3 separate regions of the Homo sapiens genome follow, and regions 2 and 3 are each linked to region 1. A link is a contact called in ENCODE Hi-C or POLR2A ChIA-PET data. All regions are on one chromosome and are shown on one strand. Each heading gives the region's core, a stretch centred on a gene start or an enhancer-like site at or near the end of the contact. The rest is flanking DNA. Distances are from core to core; before and after follow the strand shown.

The links. Hi-C counts contacts between places; a loop is a spot of excess contacts on that map. ChIA-PET counts read pairs that join two places held with the same protein, here RNA polymerase II (POLR2A). Pooled maps may share reads with other maps.
Region 2: a loop to region 1 is called in a pooled map, with 5 times the contacts of the local background. The contact joins two enhancer-like sites. A Hi-C loop is called at or near these places in 7 of 50 pooled maps. POLR2A ChIA-PET finds 5 or more read pairs at or near these places in 5 of 52 experiments (H1, HEK293, HEK293T and 2 more).
Region 3: a map of naive thymus-derived CD4-positive, alpha-beta T cell shows a loop between it and region 1 (5-fold over the local background). The contact joins two enhancer-like sites. A Hi-C loop is called at or near these places in 1 of 168 maps with a recorded cell type or tissue (naive thymus-derived CD4-positive, alpha-beta T cell) and 9 of 50 pooled maps. POLR2A ChIA-PET finds 5 or more read pairs at or near these places in 2 of 52 experiments (H1 and activated T-cell).

What each region holds. Positions count from the first base shown.
Region 1 is chr3:100,208,063-100,211,892 of GRCh38, reverse strand. No RefSeq gene overlaps it. Among named protein-coding and RNA genes, the nearest start is that of TBC1D23, 51 kb to the left of the region's middle. RefSeq lists a silencer at 1,863-1,912. Within about 2 kb of position 1,757, at least 4 of the 41 ENCODE cell types and tissues checked have a DNase peak (open chromatin) inside an H3K27ac peak, as active enhancers do.
Region 2 is chr3:99,842,122-99,845,951 of GRCh38, reverse strand. The region is part of intron 1 of CMSS1 (cms1 ribosomal small subunit homolog); the gene reads right to left. All of the region lies in intron 5 of FILIP1L (filamin A interacting protein 1 like), which reads left to right. The region is part of intron 1 of LOC105374010 (a long non-coding RNA gene); the gene reads right to left. Among named protein-coding and RNA genes, the nearest start is that of HP09053, 20 kb to the right of the region's middle. RefSeq lists an enhancer at 1,956-2,457. Within about 2 kb of position 1,856, at least 7 of the 41 ENCODE cell types and tissues checked have a DNase peak (open chromatin) inside an H3K27ac peak, as active enhancers do.
Region 3 is chr3:99,866,846-99,870,675 of GRCh38, reverse strand. The region is part of intron 1 of CMSS1 (cms1 ribosomal small subunit homolog); the gene reads right to left. The region is part of intron 4 of FILIP1L (filamin A interacting protein 1 like); the gene reads left to right. All of the region lies in intron 1 of LOC105374010 (a long non-coding RNA gene), which reads right to left. Among named protein-coding and RNA genes, the nearest start is that of HP09053, 45 kb to the right of the region's middle. RefSeq lists a silencer at 2,237-2,531. Within about 2 kb of position 2,145, at least 7 of the 41 ENCODE cell types and tissues checked have a DNase peak (open chromatin) inside an H3K27ac peak, as active enhancers do.

The sequences.
Region 1 (3,830 bases), core at 508-3,007:
TTTTAGTTCAGTCAACCTAGTTCCCCTTGTTGAAACATCCCAGTCATCTCCAGCCCTTCAGAGATCTTTGGTTCTGTTACTTCACTGTCCAGTTTTGTTTCCTCCTTTTCTTTTTAAAGCTTGACTTTATTGATGGAAGAAGGACATTTTCTTGTTTTTCAGCATGATGTGAATTGCCATCATGGCAAAGGAGGCCAACCATGTCATAGCTCCTGTCACTGTGTAGGCAAGACCTAAGAAAAGGCTATTACCCCCACACCATGTCAGGGTGGAGAGAACAACTGATTTTTCTCCGTGGAACCTGGTTACTGGGAAGTCTAAGAAGACCTGTTAAGAATCTGACTCAACACTTCACATTTCTAGTATTGCATATACTGAATATATTAGGTTGACACATATAAAATTGCTCTTTTTTATAGGTAAAAAAATGGTTAAATATCTAATCTCATATGCTGCAACTTAATCTTTACCAAGCACTACTCTGTATCTTGCTGGAATGAAAATAAAAACAAGCCTTCCCTCTACATAGTTGTAAGCTACGAAAGAGATTCTGACACAGATCTGAATGACTTATAGACAACTGATAATGAACAAATATATTTAATTTCCTTTGGCAAACCCAAGGAAATTACAATCATACAAACCTAAATTTTTATATATGAATTAGAAGACCCAGGGCAGGCTATAGTCCTTTAGTAGGCTAAGGTTTGAATTCCTACCTCAGGGAAAATTCTTTAAGGGGAGTGAAGAACAAGCAAACAAAAAGATCACAAAACATTTTTGGTAGTCGAACTAAAGGTGGTACATTCATTTGGGTTTTGGAAAGGCCAGTATCCCCATGCTGGGGAGAAAGTGTTTGAAGTGGGTTTGCTATCATTAGCATTTTAATGATGTCATTTTGATTATACATGTGGCCTGAGGTTTTTAAACATCTGGTGCCTTTTGTAAACCAAACTAATAAACAAAGAAAGGCTTCTCATAGCAACGGCACAGGAAGGAGGCATTTCCCAGCAAAGCTATTAAAGGGCCTCAAATCACTTGGCAACGTGCTATTTAAAGGCACAAGGAAAATTAGTATGAAACTAGTTCTCTCTCTTCTTTTCCATCAGAATTCCTCATTGTCACCAGGTCCTTGGGTGCCACCTCAACCCATCTGCCTGTTTTCTCCCTCCCTCAGTTCTATATGAGAAGGTCTTCTCCTCATACACAGAACATCTTTTTTCCCCTTAGAAATGGTAGGCACTTTCTTAGTCTGGTTGGATAATACTCACACCAGAGCTGTACCCAGGTAGTGCAGTTATAGGCCTGAAGCTTAGGATTGAAGTTCTATGTACACAAAAAATTTTGATTTGAGAGGGATTAGCATTAAGACATGACTGTGAATGAAGTCACCCAGGGAAAGCATGTCCAGAGAGGAGAAACAGAATGTCTCTGTTATTGGGAACATGCCTCCCTTCCTCATCCTGCCAACCCCAAGGTCATTGTAACACATCGTGGGATAGTAGTGCATGAAGTTTTTTCCTGCTCCTCGAATGCACCCATAACTGCTTTAATGGTAAGGCAGTCCCAAAATTGACAGAATCAGAAGGCCCACCTTGAGAGACCAGTTTTAAGCAACTTTCAACCTCTGCTTCAATTTTTTTGAGGGAGAGAGGAGTTTGCTGAAATTCTTATTCAAAGGGTTTACTCTTTGATCTGTACCTATAATGCTCCATGAGAGGCAATTTGTGGCTTTCATTTTCATTTTCATAGAACTAGACACCCTGCTAAAGGGACTAACTGAAGTCATACCTCCTCCTGGTCAGTAAACAAAAGGAGACAAAAAGCTGAGAGGCAGAGATCATGTCTCATCAGTGGGGGCCTTTCTGACTGAGAAATGCTCCCACTTCCCTGTCAGAATGGAAATGTCCACATACCTGTTCTAGGATGGAAAAGAAGAAAAGTTGGAGCAGGGAACTGGAGCACATGCCATCATTCCCTTCTCCTCAAGAATTTCTTATTCAGCCTCCCTGAAAGGTAAAGAAACTAAGGAGGTGGACAATTTTGTGTTAAAATTGACCCATTGGGGGTCCCATTGAACAACTAGCCAGGAGCCTTGGGAGGATGAACACAGCGGTGCTAACTGGGCTGCAATTTCAAAGTCGTGTAAAAGGCCTGGAATGATTCTGCCTCCAGAGAATGCTACCTCAGGGAGAATCAGGAGGAGACTTGAAAATTAAATCTAAAGACCAGAGTTAGTGTAAATTGTATTTAAATATATAATTTCTTAAAGGTAGTGTTTGGTGCCATGCTAAAGTTAAAGCCTGTTTGTTTTCAAATCAAGAACTACATTTGTATTTTTACATTAAGTGAAAAAATTCAGACTCTTATATTTAAGCATGTGTCAGCCTGGGCAACAAGGGAGACCCCATCTCTGAAAAAAAAAAAGAGAGAGAGAATTAGCTGGGCATGGTAGTGAGTGCCTATAGTCCAAGCTACTTGAGAGACTGAGGTGGGAAGATCACCTGAATCCAGGAGGTCAGGACTGCAATGAGATGTGACTGCGCCACTGTACTCCAGCCTGGGCAACAGAGCAAGACCCTGTCTCAAAAGTAAATATGTAAATGAAAGTAAAAATAAACATATGTCTCCTAAGTTGGACCATATATTCCTAATCATTAGGGCACTAACTCCCACATGCTGGCTTTGTGCCTAAGGGAGGGGGGAACACGGCATCTTCAGTGCAGAGCCTGTTGCACACCTCACGTGGATTTGGATGAACTGGACCTGTCCCTTGAGTCCACAGCTCCTGTGGTCTATGATACTTTTCCCTACAATAAAAGGTTCTATAGTCTCAGTTTTAGTAATTTTTAGTCTATATTTACTTATCAAACTCCTCTCTATTTTCATAGTCTTCCATCTCCTCCCATCCTATCTGGCATGCTTCTCCTCACAGTTTTTTTAACAGATCTCTAGGCCCAGTGTTATTTAATCTTTCTTTCTTTCTTTTTTTTTTTGAGACGGAGTCTCACTCTGTTGCCTAGGCTGGAGTGCAGTGGCGCGATCTCGGCTCACTGCAACCTCCGCCTCCCGGGTTCAAGTGATTCTCCTGCCTCACCCTCCTGAGTAGCTGGGATTACAGGTATGCGCCACCATGCCTGGCTAATTTTTTTTGTATTTTCAGTAGAGATGTGGTTTCACCATGTTGGTCAGGCTGGTCTCGAACTCCTGACCTCATGATCTGCCTGCCTCGGCCTCCCAGACAGAGTCAAGACTGAGAGAAATCTATACAAAAACAAAACAACAACAACAACAACAAAAACCCTTGCTAAACTAACCTTTATCTTCCTAGTTACATTTCTACAATTGCCATTCTTTGTTCAACCTAGTATATGAGAACTTAGACTTAGTCACTTCTTTTTTTAGTCTCCATTTTTCTTGTAAGGGCTCACATGTACATTTAAAGGCATAAAATTCATATGCTTTTCTGTTATTAATCTGTCAGTCCCAGCTGGAGCCTCTGGGAGGGAATAGGAGAATTTTATCCTCCTTTACACTTTTTTTTTTTTGTATACAGATTTGATTAGAAAATAGAAAAGTATAGAATGAAATAGCTCAACAACTAGCAGCCAGGTTTTCTTTCATCTTCAGAAAGAAAAGTGGTATAAAAGGATACTATAGGTTATGTTGAAACTATAATTACCAGCAGGCAAGCCTTCTATAAAATGGTGTGTTCGACTGAGTCGACCATACAGTTTTTTGAAAGTGGGAAAGGCAGCTGCCCGCATCCACACAATGAAGTCATCATTGAGGAAGCCATTGTTTCTTGGATCCTTTTTATCCAAGTCATA
Region 2 (3,830 bases), core at 607-3,106, 370 kb after region 1:
TTTTAACTATATAGAGGCTTCCTAAGTAGTTAATCTAACATAACTGGAAATTTACCAAACTTTCAAGGAATACCTCTTTTAGAAGTACCTCTACTGGGAGGATTCCTTCAGTATAATAATTTGTATCAGCATCAAAATAAATTTTAGGAGACAGATTAATAACGTGTAGATTATTACAAGTGTTACTAATTAAAGTTCATAAAGGCAGCATAATTTCTGCAAAACATCTTTTTTTCTATAGAATTACACCTAAAATGACACAATGTAGATTTCTGGCCTTTAATTTTGAAAAGATTTCTTATATTTTTTTGTGTGCGTGTGAGAGAGGAGAGAGAGAAAGAGATTGGAAGATTACAGAACTTCCTTTTTCATTGACAGATAATCATAGAACTCCCCCAAAAACCAGGAAGGAAAGAGGAAGTGACACTGGAAAATCTTCAGAAATCTTCATATGAAATATGTGGGGGTGGAGGGTTGTATTCTTTGGTCCATGAGGGCTCACAGAAGATAGACTGTTTTTTCGTCTCTCTGAAAAACTCATACCATTCTTTCATTGGTCTAAGTCCTCGCTTCAGAACGAAGTTTCATTTTACTCACATTCCCACTATCTCTTTAACTCTTTAAAAGGTAGAATCCTATCACAGATTCGAATGATTTTATCATGTTTTTTCTATTTAAAAGCAATGGCAAAACTTTCCCCAGGAGGATGCCACTGCTCTCTAGGGGCACTGACAAAAATAAAATTGTCATCCTTACTAGAAGGACATTGTGCATTACTACACTTGAATCTGTACACATAAGAAAGAATCTTGATACTTGTTCAATCAAGATCATGATAAAATTACATACACTCTTTGTAAGGTCTCCACAACTATATTTTACAATGCTAAGACATTAGGCTTGGGGTCTTCATGACACCAGTTTTATTAGTCCATTTTTATACTGCTATAAAGAATACCTGAGACTGGGTAATTTATCAAGAAGAAAGGTTTTATTGACTCACCATTCCTCATGGCTGGGGGAGGCCTCAGGAAACTTACAATCATGGCAGGAGGCAAAGAAAAGCTAAGGCACATCTCACCTGGCAGCAAGAGAGCGAGAGAGTGCACAGGGGAAACTGCCACTTTTAAACCATCAGGTCTCATGAGAACTCCCTCAGTATCACAAGAACAGCAGGGGAAACCACCCCACGATCCAAACGGGGATTTCAGTTAGGAGATTTGGGTGAGGACACAGAGCTAAACCACATACATAACCCATAAAGGATAAAATTAGGGGAGCTGTGAGATGGTCATAGAAGGGATATTTTATCAAAAATTTTAGAGATTTGTAGTCTAAGGATTCTATGGTCTTTACTGGTTGAAGTAAAACTCCCAATAAAAACGTTTTAGTAGCTTCTTTGATTCTGAATATTTACAAAGTGAGTCTCCTTTGAAATATGTTAGACAAAGGCAGGGAAAGACCTTTAAATTAACCAACACTCTAGCTTTTTCCTATACCCTGGTTTCTGTTATTAAGATTTTTTTCCTCCAAATAATCATTTTGCTTTGTAATCCCAAGAGAAAAGATAGGCAAAAATGCATGCCCCAAAACTCTTATAGATCAGCGTATCTCAGAGTAAAATCCAAGATACCTGTGTGAGAATCCCCTGATATTAAGTTCCACTCAGAGCTATCCAATGAGAACCTCTGGGGGCGTAGGGCCCAGAAAGCTGCATTTTAACAAACTCTTCTGCTGGTTAATTGTGCCCTAAAACGGTACTTCAAATTTTGATCTTTTTCTGGGCTAGCAATATGCTGTAAGATACTCTCTCCCAGTGCTGGGTAGTGGCAGTGAGCCACAGCTCCCAGTCAGCCACACAATCATGAGGGTAAACAACCGATACTGTACAGCAGCAGTTCCCAATTTGGCACAAGGGACTGTTTTCATGGAAGACAATTTTTCCATGGGCGGGGGGTTGGGGGGATGGTTTCAGGATGAAACTGTCCACTCAGATCATTAGGCATTAGCTAGAGTCTCATAAAGAGTGCTCAGCCTAGACCCCTCGCATGTGCAGTTCACAATAGGGTTCGTGCTCCTATGAGAATCTAATGCCACTGCTGATCTGACAGGAGGCAGAGCTCAGGCAGTAATGCTCGCTTGCCTGCCACTCACCTTCTGCTTGCCGCTCGGCTCCTAACAAGCCATGGACTGCTACCAGTCCGTGGCCCAGGGTTTAGAGGCCCCTGCTCTACAGTGTGCTGTGTTGCTAGACAATTTTGCCCAATTGTAGATTTATGTAAGTGTTCTCTGAGCATGTTTAAGGTGGGCTAGGCAAAGCCATGATATTCAGTAGGTTAGGTGTATTAAACATATTTTCAACTTTTAATATTTTCAACTCACAGTGGGTTTATGTGGTTCTAACCCCATCATAAGTCAAAAAGCATCTGTATTGACAAGCACTGGCAAATGTATTCTGACCATAGTCCCTCTCTTTAAATTACATCTGTAGTAGGAAATGTGGCTATTCTACCCTCTAGTGGCTGGCATGACAAACAGAAGGTTTATTCTCCAAGTTTTCTTTTTATTTAAAAGGAAAGCTCAATAAAAACTTCCATTTTATTGGGTGGGAAGATTCCCGGTTTTATAACTGTAGCAAAGCATAGATGCCTAAATCTTTGGCTGAGCTAAAGTAGGCTGTCTGACACCTACAAGGTCTGTTTCTCTCTCAATCCCAGGCCCTCAACTTAAATCTGTAGCATTTCTTGGGAAGGGTCCAGAACACACATTAAATAAGGCAGTTAGATGAACCAAAACAAAGGACTCCATTCAACTTATGGCACAGTGAAGCAAATACAAGAAAGAGCAAGGAAGACAAGTAGTTTACTAAGGTTCTCAAACCTTAAACCCCATTTAAATTCATTTTACTTAAACTTCAAGCCCTTTCCTTTCCAGCAGATGGACCCTTTCCATTCCTCAAGGTACATCAAGAAGGGTAAGGCTTTTGGGCAGTCAATATATCAGAGCAGCCATCCCCCAAAGGCAATGCTGTAGGGTAAGGAATCTTGAGGGAGTCTAGCGAGTTAACTGGCCAACACCTCTAAGTACTTCATAATTTGATAATGAATTAACACCATTTACATGGGAGCACTTACAAATCTGTCAACATTCCATCAGGTACCAGGTTTTACAGTTAGAATGCCACCATAAAAATGTATTCAGGAATAACCTTTGGCATTGCAGTCAGCCATTCCAGGGATAATCACTTTTATTTGTGGCATCATTTAAAATTTCATTGTCAAAATTGTTGATCAAGAGAAATAAAACTTATCTTATTATTTGAGGCAATATTTTGAAAAACTGAAACTAGTTTTCTTATTTTAGTGAGTTCTTCTTCCTCCTCATAGCCAAATGGTCCTGGTATGATATTTGAGGGGTTACCTGAGACCATCTTTTTTTTTTTTTTTTGGCCTGTTTTAATTTATTTATTTCAATAGGTTTTTGGGGAACAAGTGGTGTTTGGTTACATGAATAAGTTCTTTAGTGCTGACTTCTGAGATTCTGGTGCAACCATCACTCGAGCAGTGTACACTGTACCCAATGTGTAGTCTTTTATCCCTTACACCCCTCCCACTCTTTCCCCTGAGTCCCCAGAGTGCACTGTATCATTCTTATGCCTCTGTGTCCTCATAGCTTAGCTCCTCCTTATGAGTGAGAACATACAATGTTTGGTTTTCCATTCCTGAGTTACTTCACTTAGAACAATAGTCTCCAATTCCATCCAGGTTGCTACGAATGCCATTATTTCATTCCTTTTCATGGCCGAGTAGTATTCCATGGTGTATATATAC
Region 3 (3,830 bases), core at 896-3,395, 340 kb after region 1:
TAATTCTCCTCAGCAGTAGCAAACATTTACTGAGCTAAGCACAAGGCATGAAAACAGGCCCAGCAACTAAGTTCACCACACACCATACCATGTCACTAACCCAGCTATAGCTACTAGCATGGACTGGTACCACATTAATGACAAGGACTAAGATCACTAGCAGCTCTTGGACAACAACTTCAATTATGGTCCCATCCCTGCTCTATTTTAATTGACTGGTAATGCAATGAAGGTAGGAGAGATCAGCTACACATAAAAACTAAGTAAAGATAAACAATGTGGGAGAATGCTTATAAAAACTTCAACAGAATATAGTCAATGGCCAACCTTGCTGAATAGTGACACTGAATTGACAGGGATAAATGTTAGTGTCTCAACGGTGAGACTAAAAGAGTAAGAATAATGGGTGGATAAATCAGAGTTCTACTCTTCTTAGCTCTGCCATCCATTTACTGGGTGAGCCTCCTGTTCCCTTGGTTTCTACAAATTACAAAAAGGGAACAATGTCATCCACCCCAAGTATTTCTCAGTACTCAATAAAGATTGAATAATGAGCAATAACCCTCATGGGAACTCTGATCAAGTAGAGAAGAGACAATATAAAAATAAAAGCTACTGATTATATCACTACAGAGACAAATTAGCTAAAGAAAATGAGGGTAATTTGAGGGAAAGAGTCCACATGTAAATGGAGAAAAGATGAACACAGCTGTAGCACTTGGGCCTGTGAGAGCTCCAAATCACTGTATCTAAAGCAGCCTCAAGGCTGAGGTCAGTCCTCTAAGATGGGCTGCCCTGACAGAAGCAAATCTGCCAGATTTATTGTGTCTCATGGCCCACCAGTCCTGGAACAAAAGTTTAAAGGTGAAATATGTTTTTCTCTTTCTTTTTAAAATGCTTTTTTATGTGAATCAAAACAAAAACAAATCTCTGAGCAGAGATCATAAGTGGAATGTAAAACATCACATTTGGGCTCGCAAGACTTAAGTGTCTGCCTGTTAAATTTGAAGAAAAGGAAGGAGTTGCCTGGTCCAGGAGCCTAGAGAGAACATGAGAAAGTTGCTGGTTTCTTGCTGAAGACAAACACCCATTCAGTGAGATATTGTGGAAGTCCCTTAGTCTTAACTTGTTAGTCTGTTAATTGGGAATGGCAGAAGAAGTGAATTACTCTGTGGAATTTTGTGAAAATGAATCCACTGCTGCTAAAAGGAAAATTATCTACTTTTCAAACACTCATATTATTAAAATAAATACATTATGTTTGAAGTCGCATATTATTCTTGAGGCTTTCAAATAAAAGTGAGAGTAACTTTGCCAAGTGATTTGGGGCTCCACTAATCTCCCCCCAAATTCTGCCCCATAAAATTCTTTTTACAGTTCAATAAAATTCATTAGGCTGAACACAGATGCAAAGAATCACAGGCAAAGTTAAGATTCTCTGGCCAATTTTCCCCATCTGGACTTTAATTAAATTTGTCTCCAAGTGAATTCTTCTCTTCACTAAATGGTTCTCCTTCCAGAAGTGACAAGAACAAGAGGAACAAAACTCTACTTGTCCTTCTTCCATTCTAATAACAAGTCATTCTGAGAACTTTAGGTACCACTCAGCCTAAGGGATGGTTATACTCCCCTAGGAAGTGGTTCTTTTTACCTCTCTATCATTTGGTCAAGTATGCACAGAGTTCAACCCATATGAGGGATACAGAGGTATTATTCCTTTAAGGAGCTTACAGTTGGCTTAACGGCAAAAGTAATATACTAAAACAAATTAGAAAGCAGTACAAAATAATGTAGAATATTTAGGTAATAAAGCTGTAAGGGCTGTGGGGACTTAGAAAAGGAAAATCAGCCAGGGTTAGACAAGTTAAGAAACATTCATGGAAAAGATGGGAACTGAAATGTAAATGGAGATGACTGAATGCAGCATTCCAAAAAAGATGGCAGACTTATTCTTCAGAAGTCTATTATGAAAGGAGAACCTGAGGTTAAAAGACAAATAAGGCTTGTGCCAAGATCAGAGCACCCAAACTGTAAGTTTAAAAACCCATTATTTGGCCTTCAGAACAACCTGGACTTATGCAGAAAGGAAGGCAGCTTAAAGTAACATCACTTCTTAACCTGAAGCTTAAACGTGATGAAGCAGTTGGCACAGTGCCAAACCTATAGCAGCTACTGTTACTCTTCTGGTTATGCTAGTCTATCCATAGGGATGATGCTCCTTCATCATCTGGTGCTGCTGGGCTGACATATAGGGGGCTGTCTCAGGCCAAAGAGGAGGTCCTTTGTAGGATGCAGTCATGAAGAATTCCTGTTCTCAGACACCCAGCTGTGAAGTGGAGTAAAGGATTAAGCTTGTTGAAGATCTGTCTCTAGCGTGCCTAACCTTAGCCACTCTGTAAGGAGAGGTTACCCTTTACCTTGATTTCCCTGCTACAAGGCAGTCCCTCCTGTGAGAAACCCACAAGAACTTTCCTAAAAATGTCTTACTCATCTGAAGTAAGAAACAACTTCCTGAGCAGGTAAAGGACCGAAGAGAGCTGGTGACTGCAAAAGGCTTAAAAGCTAGTTTGGAATCTCCCTGTTTTACCATGCACCCACAAAAAACAAATCTGTAAGACAAATCTTTACAACCTGGGCTAAATGGCTTATATCAGATCCTAGCCACAAACAATAAAGAGTCTCTTTTGAAATTAACAGTCTAAATACTTTTTGCCTAGGTGTTAATTTTTCAGTTTAATTGTACTTTGAATTTAGTATAACATTTTAAGTACTTATTTGCTTTTACAGCATACTTACAACTTGTGAACTACAACAGACTCAAATAAATCTGAATCCCATGGAATTCCAATTACGGTTTTCCATTCTTTTGAACCATTGAGACTTGATGAGCCATAAAATCTCTTGACATGTGAATTTGTATACAGTGTTATATAGGAAAGAAGGGAGGAAAGGACTCTAAAGATTGTTGGGAGTATTTATTTTGTGGAACTGAGATTTGAGATTGCCAAAGGCTTTGTAGACCTTAGAGACAAAATTGCACTGCTCTTCCCATGTTGCAGCTAAGGTGACAAGCAGATGAGGTAAGGTCAGATAGTTAAGTCACTAGCAGATTTTGGTCCAACATTTCCTGTCCATCAGATATGTGGCTTTTCAATTGTTTAATACCTGGGGTTCTGCTTTCTTTGTTTTTAGCTGTGAATTAGTAAACTTTAAAAAGCGATGAATAGTGAAGCCAGAGCTTTTTTCAAAAACCTTTTTTTCAGCTACTAAAACCTGAGATAGTTTGCCTTCTCTTAAAATTCAAATCACAAGGTAAGATATGGTCAGGGCAAAAATGGATGGTATTCAAATAGCACATACATGAGGTATACTATAGCCATTTCTTTAACTGCCACAAACAGAACATTTCTCACATAGATAAACTAAATGGGTGAAACTCCTGCTCAGGGACAGTATAAGCAGCAGACCCAGGGCCAAGAGAAGTGGGGTACAGTCATTGCTCTCACCTCTAGCAGATATGCTGTTGACCACTGTCATATTTTGATGGAATTACTCCTTGCTATGCAAGCTTAATATCCTCTAGAACATGTTCATCTTAAAAGAACCCAACTTACAGGAAAGGAAGTATGATCAGACTGTTTATGCATTTTCTGTCTTCTCAGTATTCAGAAGTTGCTGAAAAGGAAAACATAACCCAAATGCTCTGGACTTACAGTCAAGGGAAAATTAAACAAGGCTCAGATAACCAAAATAATTTTAATTTGTACAAAGCATGCAAGAGGACAAGCAAAACACAGACCACAAGAAAAATGGTCATTCATGTTCCAGCA